Regions from separate parts of the Mus musculus genome. Here regions 1, 2 and 3 are each linked to region 4. A link is a loop called in an ENCODE intact Hi-C map of the cell type or tissue named here. Cell type or tissue: left cerebral cortex. All regions are shown on one strand. Region 1 has its middle 150 kb from the start of Gria3. Region 2 overlaps Gria3 (glutamate receptor, ionotropic, AMPA3 (alpha 3)). Region 3 has its middle 610 kb from the start of Gria3. Region 4 holds the start of Gria3 (glutamate receptor, ionotropic, AMPA3 (alpha 3)).

Region 1 (8,000 bases), 150 kb after region 4:
TATTCTCTATGATATTTTAAGTGAATTCCCTAGCTCATAATGAGGAGGTGGCCAGTCCTTTTTAATTTCCCCAGATTGTGGTATATTGATTTTAGTTTTTGTACTTATGTTTGTGATTAAGAATTTTTAAAACTTTTATGAAGCTTGTGTATTGTGTATGTGTATTTGTACATTTTGGATGAAGATATGACTAATACTTTTGAAATATATCTTTACATACATTTTTTACATATATGCATTAATGGTTTCAACTATCAAGGAGTGCAGGTTAAAAGGCTATTTCTATTTTACTTGCAGCAACTGTCAATTACTTCTTTTTACTTTTTTTTTTTTTGTGTGTTTAATGGATACCTCCTGGTCACTTGTGGTTTCTTTGAAGCTTAAGATAAACATGGTGTTATAAAGCTCAGAGATATATTTTGCTTTTCACATTTTGGTCAATGATTCTAGGGGATTATTACATGTTTTAATACCAATTTACTACAAATTCGCATGGTCTGAGTAGGGAGCTTCCCATGAAGAAATATCCTGATTGCTTTGATTGGTGTTGAAAAGCCTCTCCTTACTGTGGGAGGCACTTCCTGGTAGCAGCTCAGCTTAAAAAGAAAGTAAGTCAAAAGGAAGATTATCTTACCTTTTGCTAGCTTGACCTTCCTTCTTGCCTCCGAGTTGATTTATTCTGTTGCTGCTTATGCCTTTCTGCTCTCAGAACTAGTGTTTCTAAGATTTCATCTTGGGCTAGGGATCAGTGGCTTTTCAGGAATCCTGTAGGCTTCTGGGTCCAGAATGGCACTATTGAAGCACCTGGCCTTGTAGACAGAGTAAGTAATTTGTTGTTTCCCAGATAGTGAGAGAGACAACTATTCTAAGACTTCCCCAGGTGCTGAGGCATTCAGCTTCTAGGATGAAGCCACTACTAAGTTCTCAGTTGAAATTTGGCTGTTGCTACTATTTTAAACCACTTATTAAGTTCTGGTGCATATGCGCACGTGTGCACACATGCATGCATGCGCGTGTGTGTGCACACACACAGACACACCCACACACCCACACACCCACACACATCCCCTTGGTTCTATTACTCTAAAGAATCATGACTAAAACAGTCAGGGATCTTTTGAAATATTCAAGAGGGACAGTCATCACAATTACAGGTTTATTACAAACGTATTTACCTTTGAAGCAAATGCTACCTTACAGCTTTTTTTCTTTAACAGTAGTAGAGCTTACAAAGGTGTTGGAGAACTCTAAATACCAGTGCATGTGGTAGAACTTGGTCTCTACATTGTGACACAGAAGTCAATTCATTATGGAAGTAATTTACTTGCAAAAATGGATTTTCTGAATAAGGAAGTTTTTGAGTAATAATAAAAAATTGTTGCATCACTGCCATCTCTTCTGAAATTAAAATAATTTACTATGTCAACTGAGTCATGAAATGAACCATTATAACTTCCTAACTTCTCTGTAAAACTCTATAAATAGGAGATGAATTAAGGGTCTTAGAAATTACCCTCCTCCCTATGCACCAACTGTAAGAACAAGAAACAATAATGCAAGACATGGTCTTTTCCCAGGGACCAGAGATCTCAATAATGAGAGAAAAATGTCAATTTATATGGTGCCTTATTGAAAAAAGGTTTGTGATTGGCAGGTGCTAATTTGATTAGCATATATAATTGAGGTTATGACTAGGAGTCAGTTTTGTAAGTGGGATAGACACTACATGCATGTACACACACAAACACACACACACACACAGAGACACAACTCTCAGTAATCGACTTCTAATATCAGTATACCTACTTGGAAACATAAGTTATTAGATACTTTCAAAGAGGTTCAGATAAGCAAATCCATGTTTATCAATCGTGGACTTTTTTTCTATCAAAAATTCTATCATAGTTTTTAATACTTCTTCTATAGCAGTTAGTTTGTATATCACTTGAGACTATGAAGTAGATATGAAATAGTTTAGTTTTCAACATGCATGTATATAATGTATCTGTATGTGAATGTATATACCCATAGCTGAGCTTATACGTATAGCTATTAAGGAAAAAATGACAAAATTTGAAGTCTATAGAGCCTGATTATACTTGCTTATGCTAGGGTTTGCTTGCAAAGGCTAGGAGTGTAAAGAGAGAATAGGTATAAAATATTGTGTGTAAAGGTAAAGAAAACCTAATATACCTTGCACATTTGAAGCATGTATTGACATTATATTCAGAGAAGTTTCAGGAAATAGCTGCATGTGAGACTCTAAAGTAGGAGGGAACAAGATTGTGAAGGGCCTTATATTTTATTGGAAGGATTGTATCCTTGTGTTGGAAGACTCTGAAGATTTTTGTGCTGGGACTAATGCCAGAGCCTTGTGATCCTACTAAATACATAGTTTATCATTGAGCTATTCTGTTAGGTCTCAAGATATTTCTAAGTATAGAGTTATCGTGGGCCAGTAGCAACATTTCCTGATAAAATAGGCATTCATATTCCAAAATACAGTATCTGTCCCACTAACTAAAAGCTTTGATGGGATGCTACTATCATTGTCTATAGTATAGACAATCTATCTATGATCTATGTGTTACATGTTAAGGAGAATAGTTTTTTTCAGTTTCACTTGTTACACCTGAAACACTTATGAACCACCCAGAATGTCCATGCACTTGAGCTTCAAGTTGTTACTGTTGTAGGAGGAATAGACTGCTCAGAAATATTTTTATAGAATTCGTGGATCATTGAGACATTAAGCTTTTTCAGGTTGGTCACTGAATCCTCTCATCTTCTTTCACTGTGAGGGAAAAAAAGCAAATAACTCCATGGAAAAATTCCACTATGCCTCTTTCTTTGCACTTTTTTCCTTTATGTTCTTTGATCTTGACAAGATATTTTATATATGACAAAAGGACTTGATTAATACTATCTAAACTGCTTTCAAAGTCTTGTGACTGCAACTGAAGAGATTTCATTTGCCTCCATGATCAAAGCAGATGAGATAGACTATAAATTAAAGGACATGGCTGTGTTTGCATATATGCTTTACATAATTGTCAATACAGCATTTATAAAAATAGTCACTCTGTTCTGCACTGTGCAGTTTGTACTTCCTCTTCTTCATAAGAAATATGTTGCTAAGACTCTGGGTAGCCCTTCTTAAATCTGTAAGATCTTTGCCAAGAAGAAAATATAGGAATCTACAGCATTTTGTGATGATGGAGTTTTCAGATATCACAGCTAAAATCATCGGTAAGTCTGGAATTCTGTTGTGAGGACCCAGACTCAGTGGAAAATATTGTATCATAACTAAGCTAATTTCACAATGGCTTATAATATCCATTTGAAGATGGCTATTACAAATCAATTATTTGAGAATACAATTAAATATAATGAGAGTAAATTTCCCTATGATTTAGACTTCATAGTGGCATATTTCATCCTGCTTAGATAAATAACAGGAGTGGAGTAGGTTTAGCAGTTCAATAGCAGTCTCTATTAAATGTTACATTAGTAAGAGATGGTGGGTGAGAGAGTCCTCACAAGGAGATTTTAGTGAGTCTGTGTGAATGTTCAAAGCCTTGGACGTGTCTTAGCAGCTGATTCAAGATTAGCTCAGGTGGGTGTGGAGCTACAGATGCTCAGGGCTCTGAGAGCCAAGATTTTTCTGAATCAAAGCTGGAAATCAGCACAATGTCTCTCCGCTCTTTACATGTTCTGCAAAGAGAAGAAATGTGCAGATCTATTCTGGTCACTCAGACTCATTGAATATTTATGGAAGTTCTGAAGCAAGTGAAATATTCCCAGATATCTCTCGAAGCTGAACCAGGCAGCTTGGAAATAGATAACTGGCAGGACTGGGTTTGTCTGTGTAGGGCAGCATATATTTACGTATGATCTCAGCCAAAAGGCCAAGAAGTGATGGCAGCATATATTTAAAAAAAGAAATTACTCAAGGATCATCAGGTGTACTGTGATTTTGTGATTTCCTATAAAATTACTGAATTCTTCTGACTTCTAGAAGATAAAAGAGACAAGAAAATAAAAAAAATCATTAAATACCTATTTATTAGTGCCTGACTATTCAGCCATTTGATTTAGCTGATCAGCAGACCAGCCATTTCTGGGTGAGAGTACTGTCTAGTGCTTGGTTGAAATTGGCAAGGTTCTTGGTTTCATTAACAATACCAGAGATTCTGTTTTATCCCAACTACTTTCCATTTTGTACCAGTCTATCCGTTTGTTACTAAATTGTTTCCACTCAATTTAGGATTCTTTTAATCATTCTTTGATTGGAAAAATACTAGAAGTCTAGTCCTAGATATCACTATATAGGCACAGCTTTTGAGCAGTGAAGATAGTCTCCTTTATCTAAAGGTCTGTGGAAGACTGTTTGCTTTATGGTTCTAATGAATGATTTTTTTTCTGACTTCCTATCTTTAGCCCTGGGACCTTTTCTTACTCTGACTCTGAGTTGAGCCATTTGACAGAATTTGTTTAGAAGCATATCAGTACCCATCATGTAAGCAGAAATTTAGAAAGTGTATGTCCAGTTCTTATCCCATTACTGTGACTTTGCCATGAGTTCATGGCCAGGTTAGCTAGTAGGTCAATGAAACACATGGAACAGGGCCAGGTCAGTTTGGTTGTGCAGCTGCAGCTCTATATGTGTGAGACAGGCTAGCTAATATTTGCAAAACTGTAGACAATACACAGTTGGCCCCAGATGCACAGGGGAACTCATGAAGCCCTACTCAGATCAATACAGTTCCATAGCTAATATACAGACCTAAGAACGGAAGCACACAGGGTTACTGCATAACACCATTTTCTGGTTTTTCATTATACTGCTATATTTTGGGAAATAGATAATGAAAACCTGTTCAAATATGCTTTCACCACTGATTCTCCCTGTTCCTCTTCTCTTTCTTTTGACAGCATCACTATTGGTCTTGTCTGTCTTATCATGTATGTAGCAACTGTAGATTTGGCATCCTTTGGTTGATTTTTTGACAAGGGTAAAAATGTAATTAGTTTAGAGTAAGTAAAATAGGTGGTTTGCCTTCAGCCAGGAGCCCAAACTGTGGTGGAACTGGTGGTCAGTGTGAAAGGAAAACAAGGTTTTATAACTCGTTGGATCTTAGGAAAGGATTCTTCCCAGAATAGTGTTTTGGACTAAAAAAACCACTGTGATTATATTCCTCATTGAAGAACAAGCCTAAGAAGTTGTAAAACACATCTGACACATCTGACAATTCATTAATGAACACTGTATTTTTTATTAGTTGTGGTGGTTTGAATAGACTTGTATGACTTGCCCCAAACGGAGTGGCACTATTAGTAGATGTGACCTTGTTGTGTTAGGTGTGTCCTTGTTGGAGGAAGTGTGTGTCACTGTGAAGATATGCTTTGAGGTTTCCTGTGATCGGGCTCTGCCCAGTGTGGAATGAGATCTTCCTCCTGGCTGCCTGTGGAACACAGTCTCCTCTTGGCTGTCTGCCTTCCGATCAAGATGTAGATCTCTTGACTCCTCCATCACCACATCTGCCTGGATGATATTATGCTTCCTATCATTATGATAATGGGCTAAACCTCTGAAACTGTAATGCAGCCCCCAATTTAATGTTTTGCTTCATATGAATTACAGTGGTCATGGTGTCTCTTCATAGCAATAATACCCAAACGAAGACATTAGTCCTTTGAGAGTTTCACAGAAGACACTTTGATTATATCCACTCCCCTAGTCTTCCCAGATCCAACCCTATTCTCTACCCACCCAGATTTGTATCCTTTAAAAACCTATCAAGACCAATTTGTGCTGCCCAAATATTCTTGGATATGTAGTCTTCCATTGGCTTATAGTTGCCTTCCAAGTGACTAAATTCCACTCTTTCCCTCTCTTAGTAGCTGATAATTGCCAAGCTGATAATTCCATGGATAGGCTTGGGATTTTACACTCAACTCTTCTTCATGCTGTGATTTTGTCTCACTTGGGCTTACACAGGACTTGTGTACAACCACTATGAGTTGATATGTGCAAATATCCTCCTGCATCCAGAAGATACTGCTTTCTTGCAGTCACCTACCACCTTCAGTTCTTATCCTCTTTCTACCCCTTCTCTAACAAAGATCCCTAAGCCTCAGGGGAAGAATACAGTATATATCTTCCACTTAGGGATGAGCATTCTGTAATCTCTTATTCTCTGCACCTTGGAAAGTTGCGCTTCTCTGTGTTAATCACTGTAAATTGTAAATAGTTTTTCACATGAAGGTTTGGAGATGCATTGACTTATGGATATTACAAGTTAATTTAATACCATGTCAGTTTAGTAGCATAATAGTAGTAAGTTCTTCCACAAGGTATATGACCTGTCTAGCCATAGGTTCTTAATATAAAATCTTGAATTAAGACACTAAGTGTTAATATTTTCAAATATTCAAATGTCTATAGCTAATATTAGTTAGTAAATCTTAAGTATATCTATGATAAACATCTTTTAAATCTTTGGTATAATGTTATGTATATGGAACTCTTAGTTTTATATTTCCTGATTTACAGGTAGACACCAAATATTAGAAAGTTTGAGTTGTCCTTTTTCATACAAGTAAAACACTGTAGACTCCAGGTGAAGCAGACTATAGGGCACATGTCTTTTCATTTCATGGTTTCTTGATTCTTTTTCATTTTCATTTTTCTTTTTAAAGATTTATGTATGTGAATACACTAGTTGTTTTCAGACACAACAGAAGAGTGCATCAGATCCCATTACAGATGGTTTTGAGCTACCATGTGGTTGTTGGGAATTTAACTCAGGACCTCTGGAAGACCAATCAGTGCTCTTAACCACTGAGCCATCTCTCCAGCCATCTTGATTCTTTTTCAATGATTTCATGAAGACAAGAAAGTGAGAATGTAAATTTGTAGCTAATGGTAGTATGTACAAGGTGATTATGAGAGTGTAATGACTGGATGTGAAAAAGGTTCATTTTTGGCCTGCTTCTAGTCTAAGGGTTTTACTTGACTTAAAGGACTGATATAAGCTTCTATTTTATGTAGTCAAATTTTGCTATCAGTAGGCAGGCAGACTTGTATTTAGTCAACAATTTTTCTTAACCCTGCCATGTTTGCTATTTGGCCTTCATGTGTTCAGAGATGCTCAAGTTCCACATATTTAGAAGACAGGCATCTTTTTTGCTTTAGAAGGTGGAATAGAACATTAGTCAGAGAAGTAGATGGATTCTTGATATCTAATTGGTTGGTAGAGAGACTTGGAATCAGTTTAATTGCTTTCTATAATATATAACATTCCTGTTTTCTGTGGTAGTTAGTGCCTCTAAGACATGACATTTCATTTTTCCTATAGGAAAAACTCTTTTGCCCACTCCAAAAAACATCATCCCACTCTATAGAATATTAGATTACAGCATCTTCCATTCTTCTGTATTACTACTTCATCTTAATTTTTAGTCTTCCAAAATTTTTTTTTCAGTCTTCCCAAATTTCATTGGCATATCTAGTCAACTGTCTCTATTGATATCTCTCGGACTGTATTTTCTTTTGAAAACTTGTTTGCTGAAATTATAGTTGAGTTTTGTAAGGAAAGGAGACCGGTGTGTGATCAATCTTCTATTTTTAGAAACACATCTATTTTCTAGGATCTTTTAAATAGAAATGTCCTCATTTGTATTATTCCAATCTCTCTGTGTGTAACTGTTGCTTTCATTTGCCAGATGCTGTGATTATCATCTTGAAGGCTTACTTTTGAATAAGCTTACTCTTTCTAGTTCTTTCTGAACTCTGGCTGGCTTGTTCAACTTTGCTGTTCTGGCTCAAACTTTTATCTAAGCTGATTGATTCAAATTGGCTTCTCTTGGCTTCTGACTGGATTACTCTTCCTCTGAAGTCCCTGAACTGAACTGCTCTAAACTGAACTAAACCGAAATGAACTGGACTGAACTAAACAGAACTGAATTGAACCAACCGCTCTGCTCAAAACTAAACT
Region 2 (8,000 bases), 220 kb before region 4:
GGATTTCTGCGATATATTTCTTACTGTTAAAACTTCCTTCAATGTGGTCTTTGAAGCCTTGATCAAATCATCACAAATTGGTCTAACAGTATTCAATTAGTAGGAAAGTGGTATGTTTTAATAACAAGAATTATTTTTCTTCAACTTTTTAATCCAATTATTAGGGAATATAGCCACAGATGGATAAATTGTAAAGTGAAAAAAAAAATTGTCAGTACTACTGTTCATTGGCAAGGGGGGCATCTTGGTAAAAAATAGATTCAGGATTTCTGCATGTCCAAGAGTATGTGATTCATAGGCATCATAGGTGATTCTGTTGCAAGTGATGAATGTACCAAACTGAGAAATGAACATTGTTATTTACCAGCAATTCTCAACTTTGCCCATCAACAGCACAGCACAATACAACAACAACAACAACAACAACAACAACCCCACAAACAAAAGACAGCAAAACAAGAGAAAAATCCTTGCCTAAAATCTCCCCTAGATAAGTTAGATCAGAGTTATGGGAGTTGGGCCTAAGCCCCAGCATTTTATAAAAGTTTTAGGGTATAATCAGAGTTGTAAGTTATGTCCCTCCATCACAAGTGCTACTCATGGAGAGGGACTGTGGGAAGTCAGAGGGCAATGGATGCTCAGTCATGGCTTGTGATTAAGATTGGGATTCACTTCCTTTGCAGTATTGCTGGAGGTTAGTGTGGTTTATAGAAATTCAAATCTGCTCCATAGGTTTTATAAAAATATTGCCACATCATCCTCTGTATAGTTCTACTGTGGAGAAAAGCTCCACCCTGGTTAGTCTGTGCTTTTCCATGCCCATAAAATCTCACAGAAAGAGCTCCCACTCTGCTAGAAAGTACAGAAGAAGTGTAGGAGCCTCACACATCTCCAGACTCTGTGGGAAGAGGGCAGTTCTGGGCTGAGAACTGACAAATCAACGTCTTCTCTGCATGTACTATAATTCTGTGGTAAAATTCAAATTCCGGTGTTCCAAGATAACCCCCTTTTTCTTAGCATGTGGAAAATCCAGTTGTTTATGGGAATATAACCTGAGAATTCTGTCAAGTATTTTGATAAATAAAGTACTATTTATTGATTAATTATTTAAAACTATACTTGATTATGTTTAAGTCTGAAGTTGTGGTTGGTCTCTGGATAACTAAAACACAGTCAAATATAATCACTTTCACTTTTTTTGATGTGAAAATCTGCCTCACAACAGTTATCTTCTAGCTATTAGTTACATCACTACATTGCATCTCAGAAAATTTCTCTTTTAATCAAAACACATCAGTATGAGTCACAAAAGAATGTGTCACCCTTCCCAATGCTAAAAGTATACAATGTACTTGGTTTAAGAATGTAGATATTTCATATATTTTCATGCTTGATATATCCAAATTTTTAAACATGTCATAGACTTATCTCACTCCGAAAATAACTTTATTGCACAGAATATTAATGCTTCAAGATGGCATCCATAGCAGTAGGGGAGTAAACATGATAAAACTAAAACTGTCACTAATTGAACACTTCCTTTGCAGTAAGCTGTTCTAATTGCTTGACAGGTACCAACTTTTTACTCCTCCCATCTCTGTTGCCCAGGACTGTACTAGAGATAAGCAAACCAAGGAGTTTTATAACTAAAGAGATAGGCACAGAAAGGCGAAGCAGAAAATAAATTGCCTGTGGTTTCATACTACGAAAGAGCTTTCCAGAACTGATGATGTGGTAGGTATAGGTAGGTAGCTGCCTTCCATCCTTGTGACCCACATGTGGACAGATTGAATTGACTCCCAAAAGTTATACTCTGACATCCACATACATGGTATTGAACACACACACACACACACACACACACACACTAAATGAAACTAAAAAATGAATGAAAAAATAGGTAAAAACATCTAAGAAGAAAAATACCCAAATATTTTGTATCATGAAAATAACTAGGTTTTGGATAAGAAAATTCAGAATGGTATGAAAATTATAGATTTTTTTTGCAGTCACACCGATCATGATTATGTGTTGTTATTTGTTGTTTATTTGCACTGTACCTGTAAAAGTCCTCCTGATGTGGAATGTGGTTTGGCTGAGACCAGAGAGAAGCTTGAGTTTGGCGTAATTCCAGAATTGGAGTTTGATATGGGAAGAGGTATATTATGCTGTGAATACTAATGGCAGTTTATGCATTGCCTGCTTGAAATGTGGAGGAAAACACAGTAATTTATGGAAATTACATTGTGCCATTTTATTGAGGCTAATGGACTGTGGCTATGTCTGTCTGATTTTAAATCAGGCCTGCATATCATAATCTAGTTATTGTGGCCACCTTAATACTGAGTCAGATCATCATGTGGTGGATCAGAATGACTCAGCTGAGATTGGCTGTTGACATGACTGAAAATAAACCTAAGTGCAAAATGGTCATTTTTGTGGCCTCTTGTCTCCTGGTTATTGACTTTGGCAATTATGTGGTTAATCTCATGGCATGCAGTCAGCTTTCTGCATCCTCATATTCCACATGTACACATTTGACCTGCTGCACACTGAAAATATTTGGGAAAATGTTGTCTTGAGTAAATACGAGCTTTCTCCCCTTACAATTCCCCAGATAACAGTCTAACAACTATTTTCATAGCATTTCCATTGTTTTAGATATTATGAGCCATCTAGAGATTATTTAATGTACACAGGAACATTATATGCAAAAATGCTGTGCCATTTTATATAAAGGACTTGAGCATCTGCAGGGTTGAGTATCTGGCAGGGGTCTTGGAACCAATCCATTAAGTTGCAAAGAATGTTGGTATGGATAGGCATGACAAATTTGAAAGACTATCTCTATAAAACGGACACAATAGCTTTACAAGCCTAAACAGTTTGCTGCCATCAGTAGAGAATGCAGGAGATTGCATTTGATATGGTCTCCTCAAGACAGTAGCAGATTTGACAAAGGATTGAGCGGAATTTCTATCTTCCTCTTCCATTTTTCTGGCATGCACGCTTAAATCTTTTTACTGAAGAAAAATGTGGAACCCACAGGGAAGAAGCTCCACAAGCATTTTTGTATTTTCCCTTTTCTCATTAGTTAAACTACAACCACTTAAGGCCACATTTTACATGGAGACTATATAAAACGTGACTGATGGGTCAACCCCGTCACATTTTGTAAAGGGTCTATTAAAATGAGACAAGACTTTAGAGTTGAATTAGAAAGACCCATCATTTCCCAGTACCTTTCTTTCCATTAATGTAGCTGCAAAAATACTTAACATTCATTTCAAGTAGTTTTGTTGCACAAGACAGATTTCAAGGTTAGCATAATGAAATGGCTGTAAAATGCTGCACACTTATGTTAAAAAAAAACACAAAATAGTGTGCATGTCATGCCTTTCATGGAATGGTAAGAGCTATGAAGTTAATGAAAATAAATTGTTAACAAAAGAAAAAAAAGCACACATAGAAAAATGTTGCCAAATACACACATCAAATAGCAATGTTCTTTTTAACTGTAATAATAAGAAACTGGAGTTCCTACATTAATAGCAAAGTGTATTTTGTGACATCAGAAATGCCAATAAAAGTGAGTTATAGACCATAACCTTCTTCCTATTAGTAAAGTTTGTAATCTGCAGTATTTTAGTTTTATGAGATGGCGAAGCTAAGGGAAACACAAAGCCTCTGCCTTCATCCAATTTCTTTATTGTTCCTCCTTTCTGTTTCTGACATAGTCATCATTTCATCCCTCCATTCATTGCTGGGACTATGATAGAGTCTTTTTAAAAATGTATAGGATCAATCTTGGTTTTTTACAATCTTCTCTGATGGAAATAAGTGACCAGGTCCTAAAGACTGAAAACCACAGCTTTCAGCTGAAGTTGTGAAATAATTGCCATAAAAACCCTGCCTTTAAGTTATTATATATCACCACATCACTACTATAGTGAAATGAATTGGCGGTAGGATGGAGAGAGTGGTCTATATCAGGAGAGGAAGGATATTCTTTAAAATCAGCTCAAACCCCTCACACCTTCTGTTATTCTACACATATCTGTCCTTTTAAAGGAGGATCTATACTCATGTATAACTGTGAAAGAGTCCCTGCCTACTTCTTCCAAGGACTTGCTATCTTAAAAACTTAATAAAAAATACATTTGGAGTAATCTTTGCCCAATGGTGAGGTCCTTAAGTTTTCCCTTTGGTAATTCTCCAGACCCTTATGTCTTCTACTTGGCTAGTCCTGAGTTGTCCCTGCAGCTTCACAGAAAGTCAGCAGGGGGAGCATTTGTCTGAGCATTTGGACTCTAGATGGCACAAGTGGCTCTATCAAAGTTTCACAAAAGAAACACATTTCAGATTGTAAAACGCTATAACCTCTTGTCAATGTGAGAGACGTATTATGGAATATTGCACTCAAAGAGCTTTCAAGGGCTGTAATCCTTAAAAGCACTAGGTGGCACCAAGAAGGAATGTTGCTTCTTGTCTTTCAGGAGACTCTTGGACTTTTGCTATGGATCAGCATTTCAGCTAGATTCCGCAGTCCTTGTAGGAACTCCGACCAAAATCAGTATTAACTATTATATACACTAGACTAGGATGATTTGAAGAATCTAAGTTCATAATAACAATAGCTAATACTTATTAAGCGCAAAGGCCAGGAGCTGTGCTTTGCATTTTATTGATGAGAGACTGAGGTTTAACTAAGCTTAGTAAGTTGCCCCAGGTTACACAACTGCTGAGCAGACTGGAATTCAGAGAAGCTAACTTTAGCACCTCCTGTTCAATCACTCTGCTCTCTCCATCTGGATGCCCCCATCCAGTGTCCCCCAGAACACGTTCAGGATGGAGAGAGTTAAACTGATTGTCTTTGTTCCTTCTCTGGACTTTACCTTCAATAAATCAGTTGATGTGTGAATATAGCCTGGGCTTATTACATTGATTCCCTTCTCCAACGTTGACTCAGCCAACAGCTTCATGTAAAACAAAGTAATTCACTTGGAACAATTAGAGCAGTTCAAATATCAAACCTAATATCAATGCAGAATCTTGAAGCTTCTAGCTAACTGTCAATAACTGCATTGGATGGCAATGGAATGATGCCAGCAGTTTTTCTCGTAATGCCTTAGTGCTGATTTTGCAGCCTTATGCTCTGAGTGCGCACATACTCTGCAGTATTATGAATGCTCACTGCCCGCTTTTATTAACAAGTGCTGCATTTCTTTAGGGATAGAAATAGGAAAACAGTTCTTGTTTCCAAGCATGAAGAAAGTGAGGAAACCAACCGTGCTCCTCCAGATTGGCAGTGTGAAGGAGTTGTGGAAGCAATTGAACTGCTGGCTCTTAAAAATCTCCAGAAAGATGGATTCCCTTGTGTCAGCTCTCTAGGAATGACTATAGTCTAAGATATGAACAGAGCAGCACATAGTAGAAAGAACAAGAGTTTGCAATCAGAACTAGATTTGAGATCTGGGTATCATTGCCAGTGTGAGTGGGCTAATTATTTAACCAGTGGCACTTTCTTCAACTTAGAAGTAGGCATGATACCTACACTGTGGAAATGGTTACAGAGTATGATTCAGGGGAGACTATAGATTACTTATCCATGTGTCCACAGTGGGAGACCAGAGAAGGCTGTTGTACTTTCCCTCGGGAAATGGCAAGTTAGACTGAATTGTCTCTGATAGTTCCTGCTGGTGTAATCCTAGTCAATTGTATTTTCAAATCTAATCTCAAGGACAATGCATTGAATTACTTCAATTTTGATGAAAGTAACATTGCATAGTCTATCTTACATTCTTGGCTTTCTGAAGAGTTTGTATTCTGAGTGTGGTCATTATGAAAAGTGTAATAAGTGAACGCTGACGCTTTCAGTAAAGGCAGCTACACATCTCACAGTGCGACTATACTATTGGCAGGACTTTCTAAATAGGTCAATAGAGAAATATATTAGAGTGGGCAGGACTGATACACAGTTGATCACACATATATAGTCAATAGAACTCTCAAGACAAAGAGAAACATGTTTCTTTCTTAGAGGAATGTCATACAAATTCTAGGAAGCATAACATTTTAATAAAAGATTTATAGATACATCTTTTGTAGGACACAAAAGATAGTATCAGAGGAATGATCACTTATAGGTTGGAAAATATAGAGCTCATGGAGGCAATGATTTCTCACTCGAAAGTGCAATAAAAATAGTAGTTGTTATACCAAACAAGTGTGCTATTGGCTTCTTAGTGAGTTGAACCATGATTAGATTTAAGAACATTAAACAGGATAGAACCATCTTGGTGTGCACAGAATACTGTAACAATAATGTCTGGTATAAGTTTGTTTTTTTTTAAATTTATGTATAGTGAATCAAGATGGAAAAAGGATTTCTTACTGTGGGTCATGGTGAAAAACTTGGAAGCCATTGAACTATATGATGACATCTTGAGCAACATAATAAAATCTATACCTTGGAAAGAAAAGGCATTTGCTATATTTCAGGATCACAGAAAAGTCATAGCTTAAATTCTGCCACCAGAAATTGAAGCAAAGCAAAGCAAAACAAAACAAAGCTGGTCTAACTTGTCGTTTTTAGTATCAGCTTTAGTTATTATTTAATTAAGTAACATGAGTAAATATTTGTAAAAACAAATGACCTTTGAAGAAACCTGTTTAAGTATGTATCACAGTAGGGAATATCACAAATGTAGTTTTGAAAGTTGACTTACAGAAACCAGGAAAATCTCTGGCCTTAATGGCTCTTCAACATGGCCTCAGCACAGATTACTAGTCATGTTAGAAATCTTCCAGCTATAGATGCATTCAGAGGCCATAGACTCTCAAAGTGAGTATTTCTCAACCCTCCAAAGAAACTAGGAAATCAAGTGAACTCCCTGATATCACAAAATGATACACTCTGAACACAAAAGGAACAGGACGTGAAATAATTTGAAGAACCCAACCAAGCAGACTGAAGGTGGCAATTCTTTTTAACAGAAGTTGGGGGAAGGAGTAGTTTGGATGCATGACGCTTGATACACACAATTCTAAAATGCTGGTGAAGATAGCTATGCTTCAAAGTCTGCTATACTACAAAAGTTATGCTGCAAAGCTTTATTGTGAATGTTTTGTGCACCCAATGGCTAACCTCACAAAGATATGCTGGTATTATCTTTCTGAAACCTTGTCTTTGTAGTAGTATATGTAGAGAAGACAGGAAGACCTTGGGTATCATCCTCAGGGATACTGCCCACCCTCTGCTTTGAGACAGGGTCTATTATTCACGTACAGTTTACAAATTAGTCTTGACTGCCCAATGAGCACCATGGGTCACCTATGTCTACCTGTCCAGCACTGGTTTTATAAGCAAGCACCAGCATGCTTAGCTTTGATATGCATTCTAGGAATTGGATCAAGTCCTCATGCTTGAAAAGGAACCACTATATTGGTTGGTATATCTTCCCAGCCCCAAGTCATTTAATTTCAAAGTGAAAATCCCTGTATATTTATAGTATTGACCCTAGTCAGCATTTGGATTAATGCTTACTTTGACCACAGTTACAGTGTTTTAAACATATTTTTAGTGTACATGTTTGTTTTGTGGGTGCTGTGGTGGTCTGTGTGTGTATGGTGTATATGTCTGGCGCATGTATGGGAGTTCATAAGCAAAGGCTAAAGCACAACATTGGTGTCTTCCTTTGTCTCTCTGCATGTTATTGACTTGACATGGACTCTCTTGCTGAACTGGAAGCATAGTCTATGCTGACTGGCCAGTGAGCTCTCATGATTTGCTTCTCTCTACCCCACAATGCTGGCATTACAGGCAAATACAGTCATGCCTGGCTTTTTATGTGGTTTTGGCTAACTGACCTCAGGTTCTCATACTTGCATAGTAAGGTTAGAGCTCTGTAACCATCATCACAATCCATTTTTTGAAATGGTTTTATATCACCCTTCATCAAAATATCAGGATTTGTAATGAATTCCAGCAGGTTTAGGGC
Region 3 (8,000 bases), 610 kb after region 4:
TGAAATAAAAAAATCTAACCCCCCAAAACCATATAGTCTGTTTTGCACTGTGCAATAACTCAAACTATTCCAAAGCATGAGGCCTACACTAGAGTGTGACTGATATAGCTAATGTCACTCCATTGTAGGAAACTGATTTTCCCTCTCTACAAGTTGTCAATTACAAATAGAAATAATTCAGTGAATTGCACTTGGAATGGAGAATGGAGTTAGAAAACTACATCTTGAACCCAATAAGAAACATCATTCTTTTTTGGTAAAATTAATTTTAGAGACTTTATGGTAGACTAAGCAGGAAGAGTAATAATTAAACATAACAAGTAAAAGTTGTCTTTTTTTTAGTATCATGTTGGTGTTCTATAAACCAGTCATTGCCAACATGAAAGTTACAATCTGGTTGAAATGATGACATGAATTTAAAATACACAAATAAGTGGTTGGAACTGGGTATGGTGGCAAACACTTGCAATCCCAGCACTCAGGAGGCAGAGGCAGGGTATATTTGAGTTCAAGGCAATTCAGGTCAACAGAGTTCCAGGACATCCAAGACTACACAATGAAACCATGTCAAAAAAAAAAACCCAAAAAAACAAAAACAAAAACAAAAAAACAAACAAACACGACAAAATTAATGACAACAACAAAACAAAGCAAACAAAGTTAAAGAACAAACAAACAAATAAAGGGATAGAGAGATGTTTATTCGTAAAGATAAGTTACTACTCTGATAGAAGAATTGAGAGTTCCCCAGAACCATGTCAGGTGGCCTGTAGTTCCAGGTCCAAGGAGTCTGACACTGTCTTCTAACATTCACAGGCACCTGCATTCATGTGTATACACTGCCACACAGACATACACATCATCATCATCATAAAACATTAAAGCATAAAGCATTCAGTCGAGGAAGAAAATATACTTAGAACCTGGTGCAAAATTTAATTTTCTCATTATCAGTACATAGAACATGTTTTGAAAAAGCAAAAGACAAAATTCCCAATAGTGAGGAACCAAAGTATGAGATGAATCATTCAGATGTAGAGATTTATGTACTATATGCATCATAATAGTTATCAACTCTTCTATGGTAGTTACTTCAATAAGAACATTTTGGGGCAATTTTTCTCCATCCTAGATGATCTTTATATCTACAAGCAATAGAGAACAAGAAAATTAAATCATATTTAATGTGTTTTAAAAGAGAAATCTGGAGGTAGTTGGTGCTAGGATTAATTCAACCAAATGATGTCAGGACATTGAGTGGGCTTCTGTGGAATTATTTTTGCTTTTCCCTTGCGGTCACTAAGTAGCTGAAATAGCTCTAAACATTATGTCCTTACATGAGAATGTTCAAAGCAGGAAGGAACACAGAAAAACAAATGCCTGCATTTTGTTAAAGCTAAAATACGCTCCATAACAGGAGATGACTCATGATAAATCTAAGCTTGCTGGGAGATGCAAGGACAGATAAAAGCTTTTCCAAAAGTTCCCAGCAGACTTTTCAGATTTATTGGACAAAATTGCATCACATGTATCACATTAGTCCAATAGCTGGAAAAGAGGAACTGAGTTTCTGAAACTGACAAAAGGCAAATATGACTTATCTCCCATGCTTAAATATTTTTTAGAAAAAATATAATAAAAAGAGAATTAAATGTTGAAAGACACCTAGCCACTGTCTCTAAATCTGAACTTAGTAGTGAATGTGGAGATGCTTAGCAATAGAACCTAATATATTATATCCTTTTGTTTTTGCTGTTCTTTTACTGATTTTTTCTTTATTTCTGTCTCTCTGTATCCCCATACACTCTTTTCTTCATATCATGTATATTCTCTTGTTAAACAGCCTTAAGAACATTGCAAACTTGCATTTAAATGAAATGCAAACTCAGTGGAAGAACCTAAATCTTTCCTTTGGAGTCTGGCTCACTTCCATGTGACTTTGTGTAACAGATAATATTCACATTGTGTAATTTCAATTCAACATCCCTTGAAATGACAGATATTGAATTGTGGTAGCAACTTGTATGGAATCATGAATCAAATGCAGGCAGATGAAGTTATTCTTTGTATACAAGGAGCTCCATTCTCATTTATTCCCATCAAATATTAGGCCAGTAGCTTACAAGACATGACTTAGTGATAATTTTAACAGTGAAAAGCACTGTGATTTAGGTTTACTACAGGTATCAAGTTTCAAAAGAGGCATGCTCAATCATATTCCAAGGCATCAGGCGGTAAATCTGGCTATAAATTCTTTTGTCTTTCTAAAGAGCTTTTGTTCTCAGAAGGTTTAGATTTTAAATGGCCAGACAATATAAATGCAGAAAATAGCAAGAATCAACACATAGGTTCGGGAGAAATGCTTTTCCTAAATTGGGAAGCCAGTGAAGGCTAAAAGATGAGAGTATACATTACACCCTGATGGTTTATTCATGAAGAGTTTTCAGCTCATACCTCTGAGACAAGGTAGAGATATTCTACTTTCTATACCCTACCTTCATTTATTCAAGATGTAAATTTCGTTTGCTATAACATTGCTGGCCTTTTCAACTCTTGAATTAGTTTTGATGACATTGTAATGAGATACTTTCATCCTCAGGTTAGGAAAATCTTACCATTCACACTGATTTTAGATTAACTTGCAAGGCAAATTTGTGAGTGCCAAAACATTAAATTTAGCTTAACACTTACATTTAAATTCATTGAGCCAGATTTTCTTTTGGTTGATTTAATTGCAGATCCTTAAACAGCTGTCCTTTTAGGGTAATAGTTTGACATTTAATTCATAGACCATTAGAGTTAGAAGGACCCCCAGAGATCTCCTAGTACAACTACTTCATATTTCAGATGAGAATAAAATGACGGAGGCCAAAAGAGGTTAAATGAGTTGCCCACTGTCATACAGCTAGTTAGTGGCAGAAGCAGAAACTATAAAACAGCATGTTTGTTTTTAACATCCATATTTTTATGCTACACAGTAAAGCTTTGTCTACAGTAAATTTTACCCATAGTGCTGAATAAATTGATGATATGTAACCCTGTAAGATCTTGACTTTCCTAGCCTGTGTTGAATACCCAAAATAAATCCCTCCACTTTGGTCCTCAAGAGGCCCAGAAGTAAAGGTTATATAGTTGTAACCTTTGTTACATTCTCGCATGTAAACATTGGAGAAAAGATAGAATGGGGTTCAATCTGGTACGATACAAACTAATTATTGTAAATAAGTACAAGTGCCTTTCTGGGGCATCTTTTCCTCATGTGGAAAATGGAAGTAAAATTCAATTTACAAGATTTTTGGAATATGCCTGTGTATTTCTGTAAAATACTTGGAGTTTAGAAAATTCCTAAGAGATGCTAAGTCATTGATATTTATTTTAGTTTTTGTGGCAAAAGGAAAAGAAGCAGATGCACTTAATTTTAACCAGCTAATGACTAGGAATAGCCACAGCCGACTTTACTGCTATAAGAAGTGATAACAGAAAATGTGAAGAATTCGGTTTCATTTTCTTCTCTCTGCTTGGTTAATTTTAATTTTAACTATCCTAAATGTCATATTGCCTTATTTTCTGGTTGTATTTTTTGTTCTATTTTAAAAATTGAAAAGAAAATGAGTGTAAGATATGTGTTAGGGAAAGAAATTGTGTTACAAAGTGTTATAGAAAAATTAAAGAGAAATAAATAATTGCAGGAACAATGAATTACAAGTGAATTTTTTAGAGGTGTTTACAGTCAAATGTTGTAGAAAATACAAAAGAAGTTTCCAGTGTGGACTTTCTCAACAAAAAATTTAACTCACACAGACACACACAAACACACACACACATACTGCTATATAGTATGTATCTTGTGAGTCAGAACTCTTATCTGGTGGTTATTTATATACATATATCAGTTCAAAACAGATTAAGACCAACAGTGATATCAAGTCAAAAGAGAATAAGAATAGTGTGTGCTGTAGTTGGCATAGGAGGTTTAATTAGTGAGGAAGAAATTGTACTAGGTGTTGAAAGATGCATAGAACTTGAAGAGGCAGTGAGGAGGAGGGAGTGCATTTCAGGGGGAGGCAACAGCATAAGTAACATCACGGAGAAAAGAATTTATAGTGTACATTGGCAGCAGTGAAGAAAGGAGTGGGTGGGAAGTGGGATGGGTATACATTATTAATGGAGATGTAAGATTTCCAGTGACTTTACCTGAGGAGACATGAATACCATCTAATGTAATCTACATTATTAGTACAGGAAGTAAGACAAGGATTAATATACTCTAACTATTAAAATGATAACATAGTTGATCAGAACTCTTCCTGGTCTGCAGTAAATTTTAGTACTGTAGCCTAAACACTAATGAATATCAGGATTGCATAAGTCAATTGTGTCGAACAAAAGACACACTTGAGTACTGTGGTTTCCAAAATTTATAATGCAATTCAATGATCCTCCATGTGGAAATGGAGAAAATATACTATTCAAATTGTCACTGAGTAGGTTCTAGTCCAGCTGCAAGGAATATAGGATTTCTGAAGGTGAGAGCTCTATTGACTACCTACAATGTAGCTTGCAAGGCATTTATTTCAAGCTGGTAATGAATGAGGTAAAGATTCATTTTATATTGAGGGATGTGACCAAGTAGTTTCATCATTGATATTAACTGAAGCTGCAGTCAACAGAAATGCTGCATAGCAGTACTTACCAAGAACACTTGTGAAACTGATTATCTCTACAGCTGGAGCAAAGCCACTATGGGTTTTCCGTGGCCTGTTTTCCTCTTTCTGTCATTCATGGATAGAGAAAATTAATTTCTTAATGTATCATTTTGGTATTTGGGAGGCAAAGCATACATTCAAGTACACTGATTTTAATCTGATAAACATTAGTGATCTAGAATTCTCTACATTTTTGAGAGATGATTTTTTTTGTTTGCTTTCATCTATCCAGGTTTAATCATTTCTATACTTGTTCCAGCAAGTACTTTGTGAGGATATGTTCTAATGCTATAGCTAATGCAGAGATTTCATCTCTTTATCATGTTTTCCCTTCAGAACTGAATTGTAAGTGCCATATATTTGTATTTTAGATCCCCTATTTATCAAGACATATATGATAGGGTCTACTTGTTCTGATATTAACCACATTAACCAACTTTAGTTGCTCTATTTGTGTTTTTTAATGACAACACCACTCTTTTTTAGGAAATGTAAAACCTATAAAATGTGTCAAAGTATTACATTCTTTATGACTTATAAAATTTAATCTTCACCAAACTATGGGATGTATACTGATTTTGTCCTCTCACATTATTCAGTTTTACAGATAAGTGAACTGATTCATAGAGAAAGAAAGAACCTTGATTTTTAAAATAGCTGGGTGGTGGTAGTTCACACCTTTAATCCCAGCACTCGAGAGGCAGAGGCAGGTGGATTTCTGAGTTTGAGGCCAGCCTGGTCTACAGAGTGAGTTCCAGGACATCCAGGGCTATACAGAGAAACCCTGTCTAGAAAAAACAAACAAACAAATAAACAAAAAACAAACAAATAGTCTTGCAGCATGATTTCTGCTCTAAGAAGTATTATTTCAGAGAATATAGGTGTAACAAATTCAGTGTAATAAATAGCAAGTTAAGGAGAGATATAGCTATTCCATCAATTCATAGCTAGATTAGAATAATAAAAGAACATTTGTAGGTGAGTTAGCCAGAGGCATACTAGCAAGAGCCTACATTACTTTTTTATTTCTACTTCCATGAATTCCTGAAATGGTTTACACTGTACTAATTAAGGGGCATTGTGCACTGAAAACTTGTGTAGTTTATGATTGGCTGAAGAAGGAAGAATCTGATAGATGATCAAAGTCATTCTTCACTTTGCCTAGAGGAGAATGCACTAGGCAAATAGAATTTGGTCAAAACAACTGCATTATACATTCTATTCTTGTAGGGCTAGTTAGGCATTGACTGGTTCTTTTAAATTCAAACTTTGGTGAATCAATAACATTGATTGATCTGCAGCTTGGTGTATCACATTTTGCCAAATAAAGTAAGGCTACATAAAGAAAGCAGGAGTGCAGATTTACTCTTCTGGGATTCCTAATAAAGACCATAAACTGGGAACAACTTATGGGTAGAAGACCACTGAATGTATACAAAAGAAACACAGCCCTTGGTTCTGTCCACAAATATTTACATAAAACCCAGGCATGGTCTGATATTCTTGTCATCCTGGTGCTGAGACAGTTTAGACAGGCAGATCTTGCATTGCTGGCCAGCCAGAGTAGCCTAATTAGTGAGCCCTAGGTTCCAATGAGAGACTCTGTCTCAAAAAAATATTAATGGCTCCTGGGGATCAAACACCTGATGTTGATCTCTGGCTTCCACATACAAGTGCAAGTATAACACACATCACAGATACATAGATATACAAGCGCATGTATACACATAGATAAATAAGATTCAACAATAATTTGGCAAGTTATACATAATTTATTGGAGACACTCTGTATGCAGGCATCATGTTATCTGCTTCCATTATATACATAATTTATTCTTCATATGTCAATATAAATTTGAGCCTCAGCATCTTTATCTAAGCTATGTACACTGAAGAATACACAACAAAATATTTTAAATAGTATATGCATGCAATAGGATATGGATGATGTTTACTTTATTCTATTTTTAGCATTCTGTCCCACCAAACTTCCATTTTATTTCATAATGACTATGCTAGCGTTACAATCAGAAAAAGTTCCAAATGTAAAAAAATTACATTAAAGTTCCTATTTATACATGAAGTGCACATTTGCACCCAGATATTTTTGACTTCAGAGCCTTTATTTCTATTGAATTATTATCCTAAAATACTGCCAAATTTGTAAACTATTTGAGTAGAGTGCTAAATAGTTGATAAACACTTTCACACACTATTAAACATCACTATCAAAATAATACCATAAAAATATTTTTCCATTCTCTTGAAGGCCCTTTAGTCACATGGAAAAGCTCCTTCTCTTTGGTGATCTCAGGGAAACAAAAACAACAACAACAACAACAATAACAACAACAACAAACCTCTAGTAGAAATGTTTATAAGTGGGGAAATGTTTGAGGAAAATTCAGAAGTGTGGGCAATAATGTCTAACAATAAGCCACAATAAGGAATCGTGGTTACTAGGGAGTTATTATGAAAGGATATAACACATAAGATAGATGGACGTATTGGATCAAAAATGGTGCATTTTGAATTTGTAAGCTGCTGAATTTACAATTTTGTTGCTATAGACGATGTTCGTTTGAGGTGCAGATCAGTGATATGATATGACAAAGTCACCACGTGGTTGTTCACAGCTTCTAAATCCTGTCAACAATCCATACCGCATCCACAAGATATCGTTGCAGTTGAGGTTTTAGCACTCTTCCTAAATGTATCATTTTTTCAGTATATGGTCACTCAAAAGTGGCAACATTAGCATAAACAGAAGTGTCAGCCAAAGTGTGCGAATTATCATCTTCTACTGGGTCACATATCCTCAAGAACACATATGCAAGTCTTTCTGTCTTGACCTTCACTTTACAGAAGATAACAGATCTCATTATTTTCTGCTTGCTTTCAGCTGTTCTTCCAAATCGTCATGGAAATGAATAAGTAGTCAAAACAAAATGCAAACTAAAATGGTTAACAATTCAGAAAAGACATCTGAAAGCAGAATAGTGCAAACTCCACTTTATTTTAAATTGTAGTTTAAGAAAATAGCTACAATCAGGAAACGATTATACTTAAAAGAGTTTAATTCCAAGGAGGTCAAGGGTTAGGCAAAACGTAAAAAGTATTTGCTAAATTTCTATTGAGCAATTCAGCTCTTTAGATGAAATCCACTGTCGCACAAATACACATTCCCCCACAGAAAATGTTCTGAACTTAGGCATAGAAATACTGAACACATTGGTTTTGGTCACTGACCACCCTATTGTCCACAATCACTTTGTATTTTTGATTGTTGTTGGT
Region 4 (8,000 bases):
GGCTTCATTTGGGAGAAACTTTTAGTGAAACAAAGCTCTGATGAAGAATTCAGTGTTTCTCACAAAATGTTCTCTCAAGTTAAACACAACAAAACAAAAACCTGTGTCCAACAAGTTATTAACCATTTGAGTTCCTGTGGTTTTACTGTTAAAATTCCCCCTTTGAAAAGAGATAACCATGGGTATAAAGGTGGATTCCAGAAATGGCTTTGGGGCTGATGAAACTCCCCTTTTTAAGTATTCAGTTTTCCTGCTTCAAGCTTCTTCCCACAACCAACCTCTTGCTCTAAATTAAGAACTGTGTTGTCCTTAACAATCATGTGTGTGTGTGTGAGTGTGTGGCTGTGTGTGTGTGTGTTCGTGCACGCGTGCGCAGGCACGATAGCACAGGCAGGATTGGCTTTCCAAAAAGTCACCTGGGCACGGTCTTCCCTCTTGCTTTTAGGCTGACATGCATTTATCACTTGCAATCAGTTTGTAGTCTTATCAGTTCCTATCAGAGCACTCTGGGTAGCACAGAAAGAAAGAAGCCAGGGAATCCAGCCTGATCTATGCTTCAAGGTCACTTGTTTGCAGGGTTCTCATATTTTGTTCCTATGTGTCAGGCCATCATTAAACTCAGCCCATTCCGACCAGCAGACACAGCTTCACCACTCAAGTATTGCATGCCCCGCATTCTCTCAATCAAGGAGCTGCTGTTGCTTCTTTTTTAAAAATTCCATCTGAAATTTCCCTGAACAACCATGCTATTTTCTTTCTTTCTTTCTTTTCCCCCAACAGAAAAGGGTGCGGGGGAGAGAACACCACCAGTTTAGCAGGGAGGAAAGTGGAAGTTTTGCATCAAACATAATTCACCTCAGAGTTTTTGCCCACTGCTTTCAGCCCCGCAGCAGAATCCTTCAAGGTTGATTTATGCAACATGAACCCAGGATTGACAACTGCCTCAGTCTGCTTATTGAGGCAATCACTACCCACCCCCACCCCCAGCACACACGTTTGCAAAGCCCCATACATCACAAACAAAATGCAAATGAGGTCCCCTAAGGTCCCAAAGGGAGCCAACGCAGATCTACTTACAAGCATTAGTCACAGAAAAACTATTGGAGGAATCCAAGTGGTCTACGTGGTAGTTCAAATGGAAGGGCTTCTCAGTGGTGTTCTGGTTGGTGTTGTATAACTGCACAGCAAAGCGGAAAGCACTGTGCTCCTGTACCGTGTTTCTCATGAAAAGTCCACCTAGAAGCAAAGGCAATGGAGATTCGGCTTGTGTCCCCCCTACTTCAGCAGGAGTTAGAAAGTAACAAACAGGAGCTACCAGGCTACCTCAGTGTTTCTGGGAAGCTCAACTGAGGAATGATTTTTTTCAACCTGTGTGTCTTTCAAGACTTGGAAACTCTGCTTTCCACTGTGAAAAACCTGGGTTTTGTACACGGAGGAAACTAAAAAGACGGGAGAAAGAGGAGGCTGCTGTAGGGGAAGGATGAAGGAGCTAAAAGTGGGACTTGGTTCTTTCTTAAGCTTGAGTCTGGCCCCGAACCCTGACTCCAACCCCACCCCCACCCTTAGCCACACAGCTGGTTCATTTTCCCTCCTGGGGTACAGGGGATAGGGTGGGAAGAAAAACAATTTCGTTCCCCTTGCTGTCCCAATCATCCCCTATGACAATACAGGGGGTCAGTTCAGTAAAAGCAACAATTCTAACTTCTCTACTTGCAAATACAGGCAGAGGCGGGGAGAACTCCCTTCCGGCTACTGGAGCTGGTCTCCAGACAGACACAGCCGCAATTCATGAATGCTTGGTCTGCGTGACTTCCCTGCTTGCCCGACTCCTTGTATCACCCCCACTTCCCACCCCATCCTCCATCCACACAGCTACTTCCTTGGTCTGGGGGTTTCAAAGTGGGTTCCTTTTCTTCTAACACTGTCCTGTCTCACTGAAGCCTGAGACGCGGGACGGGGCGACCTGGGCCCAGGTTATGCGTCCTGGCGCGGCCAGACAGGCAGTATCACCCTGGGACAACTTCCAGTGGCTGCAAGCATGCCCTGGCAAAGTCCAGAATAGCGAGCTGAAAAGCCGCGACTCTTAGCCTCTTGCAGCATCCCAACCTCCAGCTTGACTCCCTTGCTCCTCGGTCAGAAAACCTGGCCGTCCACCCGCATTAGCCCCGGGAGACCCCTTCCCTCATCTTGGATGCTCCCCATACTCGTCAGTTCTTTGCAGCTCAGGTCTCCAATATCTCAGCTCAGTCCCCCATCCCTAGACACCGTCCCCAAACCATGCAGGACAGGGACTCATGTTGCGATACCCCCAGCCCCACTAGGGTAGTGGGTTTCAAATGCAGAAGAGCCTGGCCCCCTCTGGCTGGCTCTGGGGAGCTTACCTATGCTGATGGTGTTGGGGAATCCTCCGTGAGAATGACCCAAAAGCCCCAGGACTAAAAAGAAGACCGCCCGGAGCACGCTTTGCCCCATTTTCTTCTGCCTGGCTGTGCTACGCCTAAAACGAAGCTGACAAGAGCATGGGCGCAACTCGGGAGTCGTCAAAATAATAATAGAAAAAGAAAAAGAATTCGCCGGCTCTTACACCCCCTCCCCTCAACTTGCTCTCGCTCGCTCACTCTTCCTTTCCACCCCACACTAATCCTCCTCCGCCGCCGCCTCCTCCTCTTCTCTCTCTCTCTTCTCTCTTCCTCTCTCTCTCCCTCTCCTCTCTTCCTCTCTCCTCTCTTCCTCTCCCCCCTCCCAGGATCTCTCTCACACCCCCTCCACGCCCCCCCACCTCACTTCTGTCTTCACACCAATCTGGAAGGCGGGTTCATTGGCTGCAAGCTGGGTTCCCCAAAGCGATTTCTGAGAGAGAGAGAGAGAGAGAGAGAGAGAGAGAGAGAGAGAGAGAGAGAGAGAGAGAGAAAGGAAGAGAGAGAGAGAGAGAGAGAGAGAGAGAGAGAGAGAGAGAGAACAGACAGAGAGACAGGCAGAGACAGAGACCGGCACAGAGATAGAGACACAGGGAGACAGAAACAGAGAGAATTAAAACCGGAGCAAAACCAAAATCGTAAAAAAACAAAACAAAACAAAACAGGGACGAGATAAAGAAATAAGAAAGAAATTATAAAGAAAACCAAAGGGTTCCCCCGCCCTCGAAGATGGTGGATCTAAAGAGTGGGGAAGAAGAAAAGAGCTAAAAGCCTCAAAGGCTCAGCTCCGGTGAATTGGGTTCTTCCAATTGGGCCGGTAGGGGGATATTGATCAAAGTTGATCTGACGTGGAATTAAAGCCGCACACCGCTTAGCTCCACTGCAAACTGCAGCTCTGGACTGCAAAGCCTAGGCGCCGGCGTATGTCAACACCGGAGATGGGATCAACAGAAATACACCAATCCTCACGTGGACCAGACTTTCAAGCTGCAACCAGTTTCCTGTTTTTAAAAGTCTGCAGTGTCTCTACATCTGTATGTGCGTCTTAAAGATGAAGGGTCTTGAGGGGTGGTTAGTGGTTACTCTTGAGTCTTTGTGAAGAGACTCAGAAAAGCAGTTCCCATCACAATGCGCCCTAAGATGCTGCGCATGCCTGGTCTCTGCCGCTCAGCTCAGCTATTACAGCAGAGAGAGATCCGAGGGCAAGTGAACAACCCCCACCCGCATTCCCCCATCCCCGCAGCACTGGGAGGTGTGTCCCTCCCCCTACCCAAGTGCTGAGGCAGGTTTGCCAGCTGCGGGGGCTGTGACTGCTGACTGCTTTAGAGGGTATAGGAACATAGTATGTGTATGGAGGTGGGAGCTAAAAGGTTAATGAAAAGGACGCTCAGTCCTGCAGACCAAGGAGAGAAGTGTGGGAGTGAGCTGGGATGGGGGTGGGGATTGAAAGTTAAGGTTGGAGGAAAGTGCCCCTTGCTGCTTTGCTCCCTTAATGTTGACTTTAGGTGGATCAACTATTCCCTCCCCCACACTGAGTGCAGACTTCAGAGATTACCACTCTCACCCAACTCTCCTGCCTCTCTCCTAGCTAAGAGGAGAAAAGAATCTAGGAACTCCTACAGTTCACCCTAGGTCTTAGTGAGGAGTAGCCTCCTTCCCAGCAGTTTGTGTATGATCCTTTTGTCCCTACATGCCTTTCCAGAATCCTATTCCCCTCTTGGGACAAAAAGGTATCTCCTCTCCTGTCACATCTTTCTTTCCCACCTTATCTCTGTAAGACACATTTTTTTTTATCCTCTCTACATCTTCTGTTTTTCTTTTTATCTTCTTCTAGTCTGAGGGGATAAAATGAGCCTTTATGTCAGAGCAAAGCAAACTAATATACATGGGGCCAGGAATGAGGGACCAGGGCCCTGCACTCCTTACTCCAGATCTTTGCCTTTAGCAATGCCTAGACTGGAGCTGAGAATAAATGGCCTCCAAACTCTGTGGCAACCAGGAAAGTAGTCCTCAGTTCTTCCCACATTGCTGACAATTCTGACCACGCCTGATCTCTAATTCCATCATTCATGCAAATCCTGTCTCATCTTTGACAGTTCATTGTTGGAAGGAAGGATAAACTTGAGATATAGAGGAGACTCCTTCTTCCAGTAGAAGGAAGATTAGAGCAATAAGATTAGAAGAGAGAAGGCTGACTATCCCTTGACAAATGTGGAGAGTGACTCAGTATTACTGGGGATCATAGACCCAGGACATGGGTCCAGGTTCAAATCTAACTTTGATCACACATAGGTAGTATGCAACCTTGGTCAACTTCAGGAGTCTACATCCTAGTATTTTTGTCTTCAAAATGGGAACATTACTTTTTCTTCCTTTGTAAGGCTATTGTAAGAATTACATAAAATAATGGGTGTAAAAGCATCTAATTCATTAACTGACTCACAGAAGAATCAATACATATTACATTTCCAAATTCACTTCTCTTTTTCTCAACTTGCAAATTGTTCTCAAAAGCCCCACTGTTGTCACCTGCCCTTCTCTCACCATCCTTCCTCACAACCTCAGGCTCTTCTCCAACATCTTCCCTGGAGATAAAAGGGAATCTAGTAGGCCATTCTTTATTAATGTTTTAATGGCAGGCAGTGACAATTTAATACCGAAGTGCCACACTTTAGAAAACCTCTTCCTTGAGTTACTCCATGTCCATTATCTACCTATGTATCTACCTATGTATGTATGTATGTATGTATGTATGTATGTATGTATGTATCTATCTATCTATCTATCTATCTATCTATCTATCTATCTATCAGGTTTTCAGATAACATAGTTGGTGTTTTAATAGAAATTTTGAATGCTATGACCCAAAGGAATAGCACCACAGAGTAGGTTTCAGTTTTGATTTCAGGTGGATGAATAATGGATTTCATGTTGGGGAATGGTTAGTGGTTTTTAGCACACCTCACTTCACTCCTGAAATGAGTGAGGTCCCTATCTATGCTTGGCCAGCCATGAGAAAGGGTGCAAGAAGAGATTTGTGGCTGCCTCTACTGTCATTTGACTTGAAGAGTACTGTGAATAGGTCAGGAACAAAAGATGTGAGGACAGAGGAGCCTCCAGGGCCTGTGCATTGGCAAATCTATCTTCAATGCTGCCCATCTCTTGTCTTTTCATATTTCCCATTACCAGTTCCCTTTTCTTTCCCTTTTCAATGTTTAGCTTTTAGTGGCAGCTATTGGTCTAGTCTCATTTGAGTCAAGAGGGTCAGGTATAATGGTAGATGCATATTGTTATTGGTTGAAAAGCTTGTAGTACACATGTGATATATTTAGATATCAAGCTCCTGTTCAAGGGAGCCATGAGCCACTTTGGAACTTTGTGTCTCCTTTTGCAGTGTAAGGCTGGAGATTATATTAATAGCTTCCTAGCCACAAGAAAAGACTCACATCTAATTGTCTTTCTGTAGTAAACAAGTATTGCCACTAGATTCAGAATTGCATGCTTGTTTTATGATTTGCAACATAATTTTAAGCTGGCTGTGATTCAGATTAAGCAGGAAAAACAAACCAGATCAAAACAACAGAACCCCCTCCCCAAAGCAGAGTTGATTACAGTTGTTATCAAAATGTGAAGAATACTTCTTTTCATTTCATGTATACTTCACTAAGGCTTGGGTTAAGTACATTTAGATAAGCAGAACGAGATGCTGGCTGATAGTGATTGGGGTGGGGGAGCTATACATTAAGTTTCACGCTTGCTAACTTGATCTCTAACAAATAAGGAAAATAGGAACGGGAACCATCCTGATCCATTGGAGAGTTACTTCTATACATTTTAAAGGTAATAAAATTGAGGATTTTTTTCCCCTCTGCTCGATGGGAGGATAATTTTCTTGTCATTTCACTTGAAACTTCGATTTCTTCAACAACACTTATTGACCACCTGCTTTATGACAGACTATGCTAATCACCAGGGATAGAAGAGAGGGAGAAGATTTTTTTTTTTGCCTGCAATGAATTTCACGTGTAGAGCACATGTATTCACTGGCAATGACAAGGCAATATGGTAAGTGATCTGTAAAGGGTATGGGCTAGGTTCCATGACAGCACACAGGAGGGGTCTTGCATATGGGAATCAAGGTTTCCCTTTTAATGTTGATCCAGTCCCAAAGCACTCCAAAACCAGGTGGAAGAGGGTGGTGTTTCAGCTCTCTTTCTGCTGTTATGCTATATAGTCCTTGAATTCCATGATCTGGGATTGTTCCAAGATCAGAAATACTGTCCAAATTGGTAGTCAAACCATGACGTTAGAAACAACTGAATTTTTATGGCTAGTTCTTGAATTTCTTTATCTAGGTGTGGTTTTTTTTTTGTTTGCTTTCTTGCTTTCTCTCTCTCTCTTTCTTTCTCTCTCTTTCCCTCCCTCCCTCCCTCCCTCCCTCCCTCTTTCTTTCTTTCTTTCTTTCTTTCTTTCTTTCTTTCTTTCTTTCTTTCTTTCTTTCTTTCTTTCTTTCTTTCTTTTTTCTTCAGAAGAGTAGAGGATTCAGCCACATCTGGAGCTTCACAGGGTTAGATATGACATGTAAACAATTTTGGACCTACTATTTGATTTCTCTTTCACCTCATCTTTTCTATGATGTAAGCTCTCAGGAAACTGTTGAGATTCTGCCGTGCGGGTAGACTTTGTTTGGATGAAATGGCAGGCATGGGCCAAGCTGGAGCTTCCTCTAATTGAGTTTACCTGTGTGACAGAAGTGGAATTATAGCCACTTCCTTAAAAGGAAGTCATACCAAATGATTGGTATTCAAGGGAATATGGAGTATCCGAATTATTTTCAGAATGGCTTGGTTTCTATACATTGCATAAGCGTTTAGAGGTTGAATTTTGCCCTGAAGACATCTTTAGTAGGTTTTGGGATACAGACATTTTGAAGTGATCTTTTACTTTTAATGTCTTTCATCTCCCACTTTCCTCCCTGCACTAAACACTTTTACAGCACCTTCTTTAAACATCCTTGGAGCCAGTGACCACAAGTTGACCTTTTCATCTCCTATAATCATTTAGGATGCTTCATGCTGCAGGCAAGCACACGCTTCTAAAACTCATATAACCAATAATAGAGATGCATTGGCTCATACACCTGAAAGGCCAAGAGGTACAGCCAGCTTCACAATTGATATGACTCAGTAGTTCAACAATTTGATCCAAGATCTCCTTTCTTCTTCTTCTATTTCTTACATGAAGGCAAAATGGCTGGAACATTCTTTGTTTTTCTATCTGTGTCACATCATCTTGAAATAGCTCATACAAAATACCATGACTATGTAGGATCCAATTCTACAGAAAAAAGAATGCCACATTCTTTTCTACATTTCGAGAATCAGTCACCAAAGTGTGTGTGTGAGTGTGTCTGTGTCCATGTCTATATGTCTGTGTTCCATTTACAGGGTTTAGTGTAGGATCACTCTCCCATTTCTAAACAACTCATGTGATTGACACACAATTGAGGTAAAAATATGGTGCCTGGAAAATGGCCACAAGTAATTCCTAAAATGTATCGTTTTAATGATGTGCTCCTTGACA

What was found. A loop is a pair of places that touch in the nucleus more often than their neighbours do. Peaks named below come from ENCODE experiments on the same cell type or tissue, not always from the same donor. Only the 100,000 strongest peaks of a DNase experiment are listed, where the experiment ranks them.
Region 1: it touches region 4 in a loop (17-fold over the local background); 2 of 42 quality-filtered maps call a loop at or near these places.
Region 2: it touches region 4 in a loop (3-fold over the local background); 5 of 42 quality-filtered maps call a loop at or near these places.
Region 3: it touches region 4 in a loop (2.8-fold over the local background); 2 of 42 quality-filtered maps call a loop at or near these places.

The regions. Positions count from the first base shown.
Region 1 is chrX:41,250,550-41,258,549 of GRCm38, reverse strand. No RefSeq gene overlaps it. Among named protein-coding and RNA genes, the nearest start is that of Gria3, 150 kb to the left of the region's middle. In left cerebral cortex, no CTCF peak of the experiment used is centred here; DNase peaks (open chromatin) are centred at 3,052 and 3,657; H3K27ac peaks cover 1,384 bases.
Region 2 is chrX:41,611,451-41,619,450 of GRCm38, reverse strand. The region is part of intron 11 of Gria3 (glutamate receptor, ionotropic, AMPA3 (alpha 3)); the gene reads right to left. Among named protein-coding and RNA genes, the nearest start is that of Gria3, 210 kb to the right of the region's middle. In left cerebral cortex, a CTCF peak has its summit at 4,273 (motif pointing right); DNase peaks (open chromatin) are centred at 857, 4,293 and 5,243.
Region 3 is chrX:40,790,026-40,798,025 of GRCm38, reverse strand. No RefSeq gene overlaps it. Among named protein-coding and RNA genes, the nearest start is that of Gria3, 610 kb to the left of the region's middle. In left cerebral cortex, no CTCF peak of the experiment used is centred here; DNase peaks (open chromatin) are centred at 2,592, 2,875, 4,068, 4,408 and 2 more places; H3K27ac peaks cover 612 bases.
Region 4 is chrX:41,396,037-41,404,036 of GRCm38, reverse strand. Gria3 (glutamate receptor, ionotropic, AMPA3 (alpha 3)) reads right to left here and starts at 2,639. Exons shown (of 16, transcript NM_016886.5): 1 at 2,382-2,639; 2 at 1,078-1,236. The coding sequence starts at 2,472. In left cerebral cortex, a CTCF peak has its summit at 3,238; DNase peaks (open chromatin) are centred at 1,932, 2,622, 3,359, 3,601 and 3 more places; H3K4me3 peaks cover 3,619 bases; H3K27ac peaks cover 3,117 bases.